Linked DNA regions of Homo sapiens: region 1 is linked to region 2. Evidence: chromatin contacts called from ENCODE Hi-C or POLR2A ChIA-PET data. All regions are on one chromosome and are shown on one strand. Each heading gives the region's core, a stretch centred on a gene start or an enhancer-like site at or near the end of the contact. The rest is flanking DNA. Distances are from core to core; before and after follow the strand shown. Region 1 holds the start of FOXA1 (forkhead box A1). Region 2 overlaps SFTA3 (surfactant associated 3).

Region 1 (5,790 bases), core at 116-2,615, 1.1 Mb after region 2:
TTTAATCAGCAAGTATGACTCAATTTGAAAATATGAGAACAAATAGATTTAAATAGGAACACCCAGTAAACTATGGTATGCAAATAAACTCAGAGGTAAACTTGTGAATACATAAATCTAAATAAGTCAGTTACCATCAAAATATTACGTGATCCTATATTTTTCTGTCCACGTCTTAAAAGTATTTTTTACCTTGGGGCTTTATTTTCTTTCCCTCTTCCCAAGATTATCCAAGGCAGTTCCAATACGCGTTTTCAATAATGGTAATTAAACTTTTGGAGGGTAATCGCCAGCTGTTTCCAGAAAAATACTTTTAATAGGTGGTAGTCCTCCCTGTAACTGGTTTTCCCTGTAATCCTTTTGTGCACATTGTAAAAATAACCCCCATGAACGTGCCACCAAGGGGACAATGAAGAGAAACAGGTTCTCGGCCCAGAGTTGTGAAGAAGATTTTGGTCGCACTAGCGCCACCCAGCGGTTTTAGAGAAGGAGCACACTTCTCCCCAAATAGGGCTTTTGAAGAACAAGTTTTACAAAATTTAGAAATCGTTTCATTATTGAGACACCCAACTTGGCGGCAGAGCGCTTTAATCAGAAGACGTCTGCGAATTAAACGGTGGGACGAAGAGGTCGCCTTGTGGGTATGCTCCGGCTTTCTCAGAGTTGCTTCCAACTCGCACCGGCGCTCGCCCGCCCGCTGCACCCCGGGCCCGGCTCCTGCTCCCGCTCGCTGCTGGGAAGAGGCAAGCGCTTCCTAGAGCCGCTGTTTTCAAAGCCCGGAGTTTCCTAAAACTCCCTCTCCGGCTGCGAGAGTCGGGACAGAGCAGGGCAGCAGGTCCCGCTTCCAGGCCCGGCCAAGGCCCGGCCGGGGCCACACCGGCGGGCGGGCAGCGGTGGCACCGAGAAGGCGCCCCCGGCCCGCCTGCCTGCCTTGCCTGGCGCCCACCGCTCCCCGGCCTCCCCCGGCACGGGCTCCAGCGGCGCCCCACCGGCCGCCCGCCTCGCCTTGCCTCTCACCTCCTGCGTGTCTGCGTAGTAGCTGTTCCAGTCGCTGGTTTCATGCCCTTCCATCTTCACAGTTCCTAACATCCTGGAGCCACCCTGCCCAATACAACCATCCAGCCCTGTGCGAAGCGACGGGCGGCCGCGCGGCGCGGGGCGGGGGAGGGGAGCTGAGCAGCTGCAGTCACCCGAGCGCCCGCGCGGGCCCAACGCCACCCGGGCGAAGAGGAAGCCCAGAGCTGCGGGGCGCGGCGTGCGCGGCGGCGGCGGCGGCGCGGCGGGCGGGGGCAGCGCCGGGGGCAGGCGGCTGCCGCGGAGCGCGGCGCCGGGGAGCGCCTCCGCGGGAAGTGAGCGGGCTGCCTCTGCGAGGCAAGTGCAGTTGAGCTGATGTGGATCTTACGTCGCTTGAGTGCCCACCTCCTCGTCCTCTCCCCATTTGTCCGCCGCACAAAGACGCTCGCACCTACAAAGCCCGAGGTGCACCTGCAAGGCGGCCGCCCGCCAGTCCGGCCGCCGCGCCTCCCGCCCCGCCGCTTCACCGCTGCGCGCGACCCCTCCCCCGCGACCCCTCCCCCAAGCGGGGCCCTCACTTTGTTTGCAAAGCAGTGTAATTGGTTTAGGCCCGGAGGCTAGGGAAAGAGGGAAATGGGGAGGGAGGGGGTGTAACCCCCTTTGGAAAAAGAAAAAATAGGCGGGGCCAGGCGGGCGGGCGGGCTAGGGCTCTGGATCGGAACCTCGCAGCCGGAGAAGGCCGGGGGCGGTGGCGTCGGAGACTGGGCTTAGAGACCTTGTGGGATAACTGACCCCGGGGTCCCTCCCCAGAGGTACACGCCACCTTCCGAGCGCGGGCTGCGGCCCAGTCTCGCGCCCCTCCTGCTCTTTGCTTCCTCCCTCCTGATTCCTGACCCAAAGTTCAACCCCGGGAGACTGGAGAATACAGACTTTTTTTTTTCTTTCCTCCTGAGAGCTTCAGACTAGAAAAGGGAAAAAGCCCCACTTTTGCTTCGTCACTAGAAACCGGGTCATCTGAGTCAGCCGAGCCAAGTGACGTTAGGCCGACCCGGGCCCCGGGCTAGCAGAGCGGAGGCGCTGCCACGAAACTCGTACCTGCGGCTAAGAGCAGGTGAGTCACAGCACCGGTTTATATCTTTATGACATAACTTTTTTTTTTTGTTCCGCCTCGGTCCGCTCCTCTCCCCTTGTCATCTGTAGCGACCACAAAGAGGAAGAAACTGAGAGCAGATGTCTGTGTGATAGGGCAGGCGGACCCAAGTCGGGCCGTCCTCCCCCTGCCGGGCTCCTCCTCCCGCCCCCCTTCAGCCGCTTCAGGGAGTGAGCTGGAGACGACCGTCTGGTTTCTGATAGGAAAAGGTCAGGGGGAGGGGACATCTCCCATAACACGCGCGTTAGCTGGGAGAGCAAGGGCCTGGGCGCGGGAACGCATCTGCACTGCGAAAGAGATGCCAGGCAGAAGCCCGAGACTGCCCGCAGCGGCGCTTGGTCCTGTCTGTGACCCGGAGGGTCCGGGCTGAGATCTCAGGGGCTCGCTTGGTTCCTAATCGGTCCTGGACGTCGGTGGGAGAGTCTTCCCAACGCAAAGTCTCTTTACTCTCATGAGGCCCTGGGTGGTGGTTGCCCACTTGTCCTGGGAGAGAGAACAACTGAAGTGACCGGGTGATAGGCAATTAGTTGGTGATAGATTGGGAGATGGTGCGTGTGTTTTGAGTGTGTGACCGTTTGTATATTTCTGAGCATGTGTGACTGTGTGTGTTTCTGAGTGTCTGTGACCATGTGTTTGTTGTACTGCCTGTAGAACCACTAGGTTTCCTTAAGTAACAATAAAATAAAATCTAAAGTAATTAAGAATCCGCAAAATCTTCTTGTTTTGCAAAGTTTTTAAAATGTTATTAATCTCATTTTAAGAAATGTGTTTTAACTTGTCTTCCAAACAGATACCTTTTTCCCTGTGCTTTGTTCTTTTAAATCTCTTTTACTTGAAATCTGGCAAGAGAATCACTTTAAATCCCTGAACCAAACAAATCTCTTAAGTCAGCAGGGGAGCAGAGAGGGTGAAGATGTGCAGTTAAGGAAATAAAAAAAGATAAAAGCATTGGATTACATTTTTTTTTTTTTTTTTTACAAAAAGGGTGGGGGGGTAGAAACGTCACATCATAAGGAAAGGAATGAGTGAAATTAAATCCACCTGGAACTCAGTAGGGCAGGAACCCTCCCTAATGCAGCCTGCTCCTGTGACTGCAAGTTGTCCCATCAGTTTGTGTAAATGTATCTGCGAATTGTGTGTCAGAAACTAATTCTTTTGTGCAAAGTTCCCATTAGTAGCTGACTTTAGTTCCATTTGTAAAGTATACGGATGCTTAGCTTCCTGGGCCTGATCCGGGGGACTTTCAGTGCTAATGAGCTTCCTTGTTCCTTCTGGAGGTGATTCTCCAATACCCTCTTGGCTCTTCAATAACACCGAGCAAGACTAGGTTATTTTCTACCGAGAGTAACAATTTATGGATAGTAATAGCTTTTATAGTGCACAAAAAAGTTGGCGCTTTAAGTAGGGGAAAAACACTGTCACCTTAAAGGGGGGGTCAATTACAATATCAAATGTTCTTTTAGCCCACTTCCCAAACCTACTAAGTCTCATATTTTCAAAAAAAAAAAATTGACTTAAGAAAAAAAAATCCACTTTTCATAGCGTGATGGCCGAAGCGGAATTTCTCCTAGGCTTCTTCAAAGCCCAAGACCGGTGATGCAGAATGGACTCTGCCAGCTTCGGAGACTTGATCCAGGTCAGGGATCCCAGGTTCGCAGCCGGGGGATTTCCACGAAAACAGCGCCTCCTGTCGTGGAGAGGGAAAGCTGAATTTTCCCGCAGGCGCCTCCGGGGAGCACCGCCAGGCGATACTGGATTGAACTCCGCACGCATCCCAGTCAGGGATTTAGGTTCTTAGAGCCGAGGCCAAGATGGAAGGAGAGATGGCCGTTCGTCCAGCTCCCAGCCTCTCTCCATCTCAGTGGCCGCATTGCAAGATACCTAACAAATTTAGGAGGTGAGGTTCTAGTGTACCCAGATGCCAGCCAGTCACTTTCCCTGAGGTTTAAAAGCGAATCAGCAGGGTCGTGTTGGGTCTTTGACTTGGAAATGCATACATACATACATAAAGTAATGCTGCTGTCTGGGAGTTGCTGGCCAGTCGGTAGCCAGGTCCAGCGGCTGCAGCCTGCTCTTTTCCAACCTCTTTTCCCAAATAGGCACCTACACCATTGGAAACTGTGCTTTGCAAGGATTGTGCTGCTCGTTGGAGGAAACCAGGCCTGTCTTCAGCTGTGGGGAGGATGGGTGGACTCGGGGCAGGGTACCCGCGAGGGCAGGCACGTGGCGGCTCCTGCGGTGTCCCGGGTTAAACTTGCCTGTGTTTAAGACGGGTCTGCGACAGCTTGGGGCGGTCCAGGTCGCGGGGAGGGCGGGCTCCTCAAGTGGGGGATCCGCGGCAGTGAGGACTGTAGGGTGCGCGGGTACTCCGGGTAGCCGCCAGCGGAGGAAGCGGCTCCGCCCTTCCCGGAAGCTGCCCTTGCTACACCCGTGGGGCCTGCTCCCGGCGCAGTCCCGCAGTACCTGAGCGGCACTCGGTCCTTTGACCACGCTTGGCTGCCTCAGCTTACACTTCCCAGCAGGATCTGGCTGGGAGCCCCTTCCTCAGATATTCACCAGGCAGGTAGAAGCAGAGGGAGACGACGGCGAAAGGTGGAAGGAGAGGCCGCGGCCTCGGGCCTCGGGCCCCGGGCCCAGACGGCGGCCTCTCGCGGCGACAGGGTCCTTCCTATTTAGCAGGACCGCAGGGTTGGCAGACAGCAGGGCCTGGGCCGGCGGGGCTCTGCGGTGCCCATTCGAGTCTCTCCAGGGCTTCCCTCTGTGGCTGTCCCTCGCCTGCCCCCTTTCCTTGCCTACCCTTCCCTGGACGGGGTTGTTGTCAGGTGACGGCTTCAGCAACCCAGCCATGCTTGGTGTGGAGTGGTTCGAGTTCCTCCGCGGGCCCCCACCCCCCACCCAGATAAGAAGCTTAAGTCCTCCTTCTGCAGGGGAGAATCGGATGCAATGAAACTAAGACCTGTGGTCGTTAACGCGGTTCAAAGCCGACCCCAACTGGGACACGGCTCAGCTTAGAAGTGAGGAAGGCCTGGGACGCTGGAAACAAGGGGTCACACGTGCGTGTGCCTGGCCTTCGCAGGTGGATGTGTGCGCCGAGCTGGGGAAGGGGCCAGGGAGCCGCGAGACTGCGGTCCCCCGCGAGAGAGAAGTATGGGCCTGGCCAGGGTTCGAACTCCGTTCCTTCGCTGCCTTCCTTTTATTTTTCTTCCTCATCTTCCTTCCTCTCTCCCTTGGTTCCATCATTAAATCTTTAAGGGATTAATTCACAACTCTGTAGTAGGTAGGGGCCCTGGGACCACTTGACGGGCCTTTGCAGGCAGTTCTGTACAGAGTCCTAACCCGTAACGGGCCTCAACCCCGGCTGTGTGTGCGTGTGCTTGTGTCTGTGTGTCTTTGTGTGTAAAAGCAACGCATAAACATACCCAGGGCTTTCACTTATTTTATTGAAGCAAACAAACAAAAACAGCCACTGGGTTTGTCTTTTCCCCTACTCCTGCCTGAGCGCCGCCGGGTTTCTGAGCTGCTCCGGGCGCGGACCTAGCTCACCCGCAGCCGGATGTCGGAGCCGGAGCTGCTCCCCACCCGGCCTCGCCCGCGGGCGACAAAACCGTCCCTCTGGCCACGGGAGA
Region 2 (6,661 bases), core at 3,146-5,645:
AACCCATTAAGACTGTAAATGCATATTTGGGTATAAACATGAAGTGGTATCAGAATTTTTATGCCAAGTGAGTGCTTTAAAAGAGAATTTTTTTTTTTTATTAGAGGCGGGGTCCCAGGCTACCGTGCATTGGCGATTCACAGGTGTGATCACAGTGCACTGCAGACTTGAACTCCTAGGCTCAAACAATCCTCCTGCCTCGTCTCAGCCTCCCAAGTGCCTGGGACTACAGGTGTGTGCCACCATGACTGGCTGAGAATTTTTTGTTTTAAACTAGTGGAACTTAGATTTCAGATTTAGCTTATTTGAGGTTCAATTGCTGTTTGACTCTGTCCAGTCTTCTGCATTTTGCTGAACAGGCACTGCCAATGATGCAAATGTCTTCTAAAGGAGCCTGCTCAGCTGAAGCCAGGGATGCCCTTGATACAAAAACACACTTTCCACTTGCAATGATACCCTCATATTTACTGGTAAAATAATTCACATTTAAAATTAAAAAGATTTTGCCAGCATATTCTTCCCCTAACATGTAGATAATCTTGAGCCAGGCCCCCAAGTCAATGAAGAGATGCTTCAGTTGTTTGGGTTACTATAAGGCACAGGGCATCTCAATCCAGAAGCCACTTCCAATCTTATGATTCTCCCCGCCTGACTCCATGCCATTGGCTCCATTGTGCCCCAAGGCTATAGCCCCAACTCACATGTGAGGAATGTTCACCAAGGGACAGCAATTAGGAGGACAGTAATAGTAGACATTGCTCTTGTGTAATGGGTTCCCCTTGGTCATCAGATCACCTCTACAGAGCAGCCCTGTGTGGCATTATCATTAACAATCAACGCTGGTTTTTAAATTCTTTTCTGGTAGATAAAAAGAAATTGTCAATTCCCACCTCTACTCCTTATAGAATGATCATTTGTGAACCCCTCATCATTTTAGAAGATGGTTACCCTTTAGAATCTTAAAAGTCTTGAATGGTGGGTGTGTTAGGAAAGTTTAAGTCTGGAATGTAGAAAGAGATGAACTCTAAGGATTTTCTAAGTTATTAATTGTTAGAATTCATTTTGTGTTGTATCTGGGATTTTGTTTGTTTTAAACAGTACAGCATCACCTCACATAGTTTTAATTTATGTAGCCAGGGAAATATAAAAGACACTTCTTTTACTAACTAACAAAGAATTGTCCCTCTTTTCTGTCATTTTTGAATCAAACTGACCTAGACTTTTAATAATTTTTGTTTACATAAAAAGAAGAAAAATGCTAATAATACTTCCTTACTTTTATATTTTGCATATCGGAAAGGATTACAACAAGAGAAGTACTGAAAAATGTTTTCTAAATTCATTGATTCAGAAAATATTTACTGAGCAAATATTATGTACCAGGCTCTATAACAAGGTACTAACAGCAGATTTACAGCAGATAAAGAGAGAAAGAATATGGTTGTTTACAGCTCTAAATTTAAGAATGTAAAATGTGACCACCTATCAAATCACATAGTCTTGGAATTTCCTTCTGTGTACTTGCTCTCTGCTCTCTTAAAAGAAAAAACTTTATTCTTATTCATTAGGATAAGTTTCAACTTTATAACTTAGTAAGAAAAAGTATATCTATGTCTCCAACTCAGGTGGGGCCATTTGAAGTTCTTCATAAATGTATAAAAAGACAAGGGCTTTGGTTTTCTTGTAGGTCTGAAATGAATCCATTACATTAAAATGACTTTTAGTAACAAGAGCAAGTAATGATTTGTATTATAAGTTAATAAAATGGGGGTTTAGGCATATTTGTACAATAAGGTCTTTTTAAATTCACTTGTATAGACATTCCCTCTCACTCCTGCTTAAATGAACTTGGAAGATTGTTCATCATTCAGTATTGTTTAAATTACAAGGCACAAATCTGTCATCTGATTTTAAAATATTTTTCTCCCTTGGTAATGTAGATGACTAATGTCTATCTTTATTCTTCAAGGAATATGATAATGTGATAACATAATTTGGGGAAAATTAGTTTTTTAATATCTCACATCTAAAGACCCCTTGGCATATTAGAAAATATATTATTCTTCTAAAAATACATTTTGCTAGCCCTCCTGGCCACTCATACTTCGATAAACTGTGCCTTTCTTTTCTGTTCAAAAAGTGCCACAAGGCCTCTCATACAAGCCAGTCCCTTTCACTGATGAAACCAGCCTACTTTCCATGGTATCTAATAATAAATGTTACGGCTTTGCCTTTAGTGATGGTAGTTCATTTTAGATCCCCAAACCACTTCCAATGTAAGAGTATGAGAAAAGAGCCTATCTACCAACAAAGGGAACCCAGGATGCCTTGTCTCAGCCTTACAATTCTTTTATGTTACATTCCCAGATTTTACGTCCTCAAGAACACAACACTAATATTTGAGAGAGATGTGTTTTGCTTTTACAATGCCCCTGTATGCAAGATACCTGCTTGTTTTAATTTGAAGAAGAAAAAAACTATGTTTATCTAATTTCAATTTCACATTACTCTGAAAATTGAGTACCTAAATCTTATCCATGTAGTAATAATTTCTCTATTGGAGTAATTGTTAAAAGCCAGAAGTTTGCTCTGTCGAAAAAAAGTGATAGTCCTCCAAATTTCATTGAAAGCTCTTGATTTTTTCCCCTTATTATTGTCTGATAAGGGAAACTCTTCCTGATTTTTGTTCCCTATTAGTAATGAGAATCCCACTTCTATTTGTGACGGTTTTCAAAACTAGAACTATCAAGTAATGCGCTTAAACTTACTTTCCAAGGAAACTGAGTGAGAGCTCCTATACCTAAGTCACCTCTTATCATTCCCCTCCTTGCCCTTCCCAGAATGAATTCCCCCAGTGATTTATTATATGAGATAGCCGACTTAGAGATGGGGCTGACTGGTGGACCTGCCCACTGCCACTGAAGTTTTCCTCATACACTTTACATGCTCCCACAGGATTTCATGAGTGATTCACTCCTCTCCATGTCTCCTGGCAGCTAAATGGGAATATTGGAGAGCTGCCAGAGGGGTAGGTAGCCAACCTGCTTGCCCTTAATTGTGCCTGCCAGCTTTTTAATAACAGAAGTAGGGTCAAGTAAGTGAAATCATGAACTGAGGAGAGTATTCTGAGAATGCAAAGGCAGTTAATGTCCTTCCAAGCCTCAGATGGCTGGCAACCCTTGGCAGAGTAATCTATGATTTGTGGCACCTGACCCTTCCACTGTGACTGTTATCTGTGTATTCACTAGAAACATATTTACAGAATCTCTCCATTAGCAAAGATGCCTTGTGTGTGATTACCCAATTGTCATGGTCACACTAGGGTTTTGATACAGTTCCTATTCACAAATGAAAAACTGCACTAAACTACACACAGAATTGGTTTGAAGCAGGAATCCTCAATCAAGAGACCAAGACTTCTGGTAAATCTCAAAGAGATTATTACACCACGGCCTTGCTCCCCTTCCTCTCTAAAACTCCTTTCCCACCTCCCCACCACCCAATCTCAAAACAGAGGCTCTCTCACTTATTCCCTTGAATTCTTAAAGATTCTTAATAAAGTTAAGAGTAACTAGCTATAAGAATGACCTAAAGAGGTGGGTCTGTTTTTAAGCAGACTGCACCTCAGAAACTATTGGAAGAGAGGGCTCCCTGCTTAAACCAGTTTCTATGGCTCTGCATTTACATAATACTAAGTCTCAGCAAAGTGTTTCCTCCTCAAATTTTTTTAGTCAGGAATACAGATAGAGATAGGTTGTAGGCTGACTTTATTCTTACGGAATTAAACACAATAATTTTTTTAAAATATCTTCTTTGAGGCAAGTGACCACGAGAGCACCTGTTATTTAAAAGTTTATTGGGTAGTTTAAAAAGCGGTGTCTCCCTCTTCCCCCTTCAAAAATAAATGGCATTGAAGTCCTCCGTTTCTCTTGTTTAGATCCTGCGGTTGGCTCGCTCATGAATATTAACTGAGAAAGGTGAAGCAGTAATTTAGGGAATCGAATCAAACTCACTAGGAGCAAAGAAGTGGTCCTGAATCAAAATGGAATAAACGATAACCCAGAGTCATTGTCAAGTCTCCCAAATGAAGAGATGTTCTGGGTAAATAAAAGTGACAAAGTCGTACCACATAAACAAATGTAGAAGATAGATGCCCCAGATCAAGAAATACTACTAAAGTGACCTGACTTGACAGTAATTGCAGGCAGCTTTTGAGAACTGCATCGGGGTTAAACGGCAGAGATCCTGACGACCTGGGCGACCGTCCCTGCGCAGCCCGGCGGGAGGCTGCGCCCAGAATCCTGGGCTTTGGGCCTCTGGGGCCCGGCGAGGAGATGAAGAAGTCAAGCCTCGAGCTCTCCGGAGGTTCGATGGCCGCCGGGCCAGTGCGGGCTCAGAGGAAGACCCTGCAAAAAAGAGCGCTCGCCCCCACCCCTGGAGCCGACCCTGCGCAGTAGGGCCGCAGCCGGTCCCCGCGGGCAGCTCAGCGGGCGCGGGCGGGAGGCTCCCGGAACGCAGGCTGAGGTCAGGCTGACCACGCCGCCTCCTCAGTCGCCGTATCGCGGGGCTGGCGGCCAGCGCCTTAGAAGAGCCTGCTCCGCCGCAGGAAGAAAGACGCCCGACAGGCGCCCACTGCCCGAACCCACGCGGGGGCCAGTCAGCCAGCGGGCCGTGTTGGGAAAGCTCCGCGCGGCGGCGGGACATAGGATCCCCATCGGGGACCTGGGCGACGGCCTGAGCTTGGGCGCCCCTCCAGCTGGGCGTCATCTCCACACAGTTCTTCCCTTGCGCCGCGAATTCAGCCCCTGTGAAGACGCTTTGGGCATTGGCGAGCAACAGGGGAAAAAACGAGTCACTTAAATGGGAGAAGGAAGGGGATGGTCATGAGGACTTGGAGGAAACCACACGGAAAAGAAATCCTCATCACTACCAAAAGCATTTCTAAGAAGTCCTAAGGTTTTATGCCTGGAGATTTCACTTTAAAAGCTGGAAAAAAATTATTCCACTGCTTTTAATTGAAGTAAACAAAGTGCAACAAATCCTAACTCAAATATGATTGCAGGGAGATTAGGGTCTAATTGCTTAGGGTTCAGGTGGAATCTGTGGGCTAAATCCTACAGGGCCAATCTGAATTTCACAATCATTCTGTCAAAAGGAGAGCGATGAGAGCCCACACGCTTCCTAACAAGTCATTTTTAACAGTTACAAGCTTCGCACAAAGACCACACAGGGCGTCTAAGAGATGCAAATCTAATCCCTGGTCATTCTACAGGCCTTCAACAAAGATGTGCTAAACCCTAATAGAAAAGAAATCAGTTCTCTGTCACCAGCCCCTGGTAAAATCTATTAGAGAATGGACAGAGCCGCATCTACAGCAGTTGCTGCAAAGGTTAAGGACAAGTACAAATAAGAGGGACCCAGTTTTGTTTTCCGTGTGAAATATCGGGAGAAGCTAACCCCCAAAGAGTGACGGGATTCAATCCGTGGCTTCGCATTCATTTGAATGCTAGAAAAAATAAACACACATTAAGACTTTTGAAGGCTCCATTTCTGAATTCAAGAGAGATGAAACAAATTCGCCCAAAAGATAGAAATCTTTGCCTCGGAAATTATCGGAGAATATTAACGGAGAGGGAGGGGAGCGCGCGGGTCGCCGAGGAAGGACGCGGGTACGGCCCCTTGCTTTGGGGTGGCAGAGCCGGGCTCAGGAGCCAGCCAAGCTGACTTCGCGAGGTGGCGCCTGGGCCTTTCGGGGGAAAGCCCCGACGGCGGAGCCGCGGCTGGGCGGGGACTCAAATGCTGGCGGCCTCTGGGCTGGGGCCGAGCAGGGGGTGCCGACCGCGGGAAGTCTGGGCGGCCGCCCTCCCACCCAGACGAGCCGATGCTGGGCCGCGGTCCCTCTCAGCTACCTCGCTTGCCCGCCTCGGGGCCCCTGGAGAGGGGTCTGTGCCTCCCAGGCAGGGAAGCGTCTTGATGTGCACCCCGGCGTTCACCAACCAAATAAGGGCCTCGCTCACACAGTCGATGTCATGCTGGGTATTAAAAGGGTTGTGCTGCAGCTAAAATATCTCACAGTGTGTGTGAACCTCATAAAAGGGAGGACCCGGATTCCAAGCCCCTCGAAGTCCCCAAGCAGCCTGGAGGGTGGGGGACTCCCCTCTCCTTCTCTCCACACTGAGCCCCCGGGCAAGCCCAGGCCTCCTCCTGCGCCGGGGTCCCCGGGCTCCGAAACTGCGAGAGCCCTGCGGAGCCCGGCCAGAGGGGCAGAGGGTGGGGGCTGGGGGCGGGGACCTGGGGGGTGCAGCCCAGCCAGAACCCGCGGCCTAGCCTGATCGCGGGGAGCCGGGATCCGCCTTCCATCCTGGGAAACGACTCGGGTTAGGGAAGCGGGATGGGCTCCGCTCGGAGTTCCCAGGCAGCTGGGGCGCCCTCCAAGTGACGCCTTTGTCCAGGCTGCGCTCGCGGAGAATAAAGGGGGCGCTGTCCAACCTCAGGTTCGGGGAAAACCAAGGAACCAAGGGACTCTTTTTCTAAAATGCCCTCTCCAAACTACAGGGAGGAGGAATGGGACACGTGTGCAGAAAAAGAGTTTTGCCTGTCTCCACAGAAGTTTCTAGAAGCTATTTCCCCTCCCCTTGGCCTTGCCCTCTGCCCCCAGGTT

Evidence for each region. Hi-C counts contacts between places; a loop is a spot of excess contacts on that map. ChIA-PET counts read pairs that join two places held with the same protein, here RNA polymerase II (POLR2A). Pooled maps may share reads with other maps.
Region 1: a loop to region 2 is called in a map of posterior cingulate gyrus, with 5 times the contacts of the local background. The contact joins the promoter of FOXA1 here to the enhancer-like site in region 2. A Hi-C loop is called at or near these places in 5 of 168 maps with a recorded cell type or tissue (chondrocyte, gastrocnemius medialis, naive thymus-derived CD4-positive, alpha-beta T cell and 1 more), 13 of 37 single-sample maps with no recorded cell type and 17 of 50 pooled maps. POLR2A ChIA-PET finds 5 or more read pairs at or near these places in 1 of 52 experiments (activated CD4-positive, alpha-beta T cell).

The regions. Positions count from the first base shown.
Region 1 is chr14:37,593,884-37,599,673 of GRCh38, forward strand. FOXA1 (forkhead box A1) reads right to left here and starts at 1,366. Exons shown (of 2, transcript NM_004496.5): 1 at 1,018-1,366. The coding sequence starts at 1,089. It overlaps TTC6 (tetratricopeptide repeat domain 6), which reads left to right and starts at 1,746. Exons shown (of 33, transcript NM_001310135.5): 1 at 1,746-2,125. RefSeq lists enhancers at 1,302-2,161, 1,675-2,874, 5,301-5,790.
Region 2 is chr14:36,499,741-36,506,401 of GRCh38, forward strand. The region is part of intron 1 of SFTA3 (surfactant associated 3); the gene reads right to left. Among named protein-coding and RNA genes, the nearest start is that of NKX2-1-AS1, 16 kb to the right of the region's middle. RefSeq lists enhancers at 4,830-5,640, 5,744-6,319. Within about 2 kb of position 4,396, at least 4 of the 41 ENCODE cell types and tissues checked have a DNase peak (open chromatin) inside an H3K27ac peak, as active enhancers do.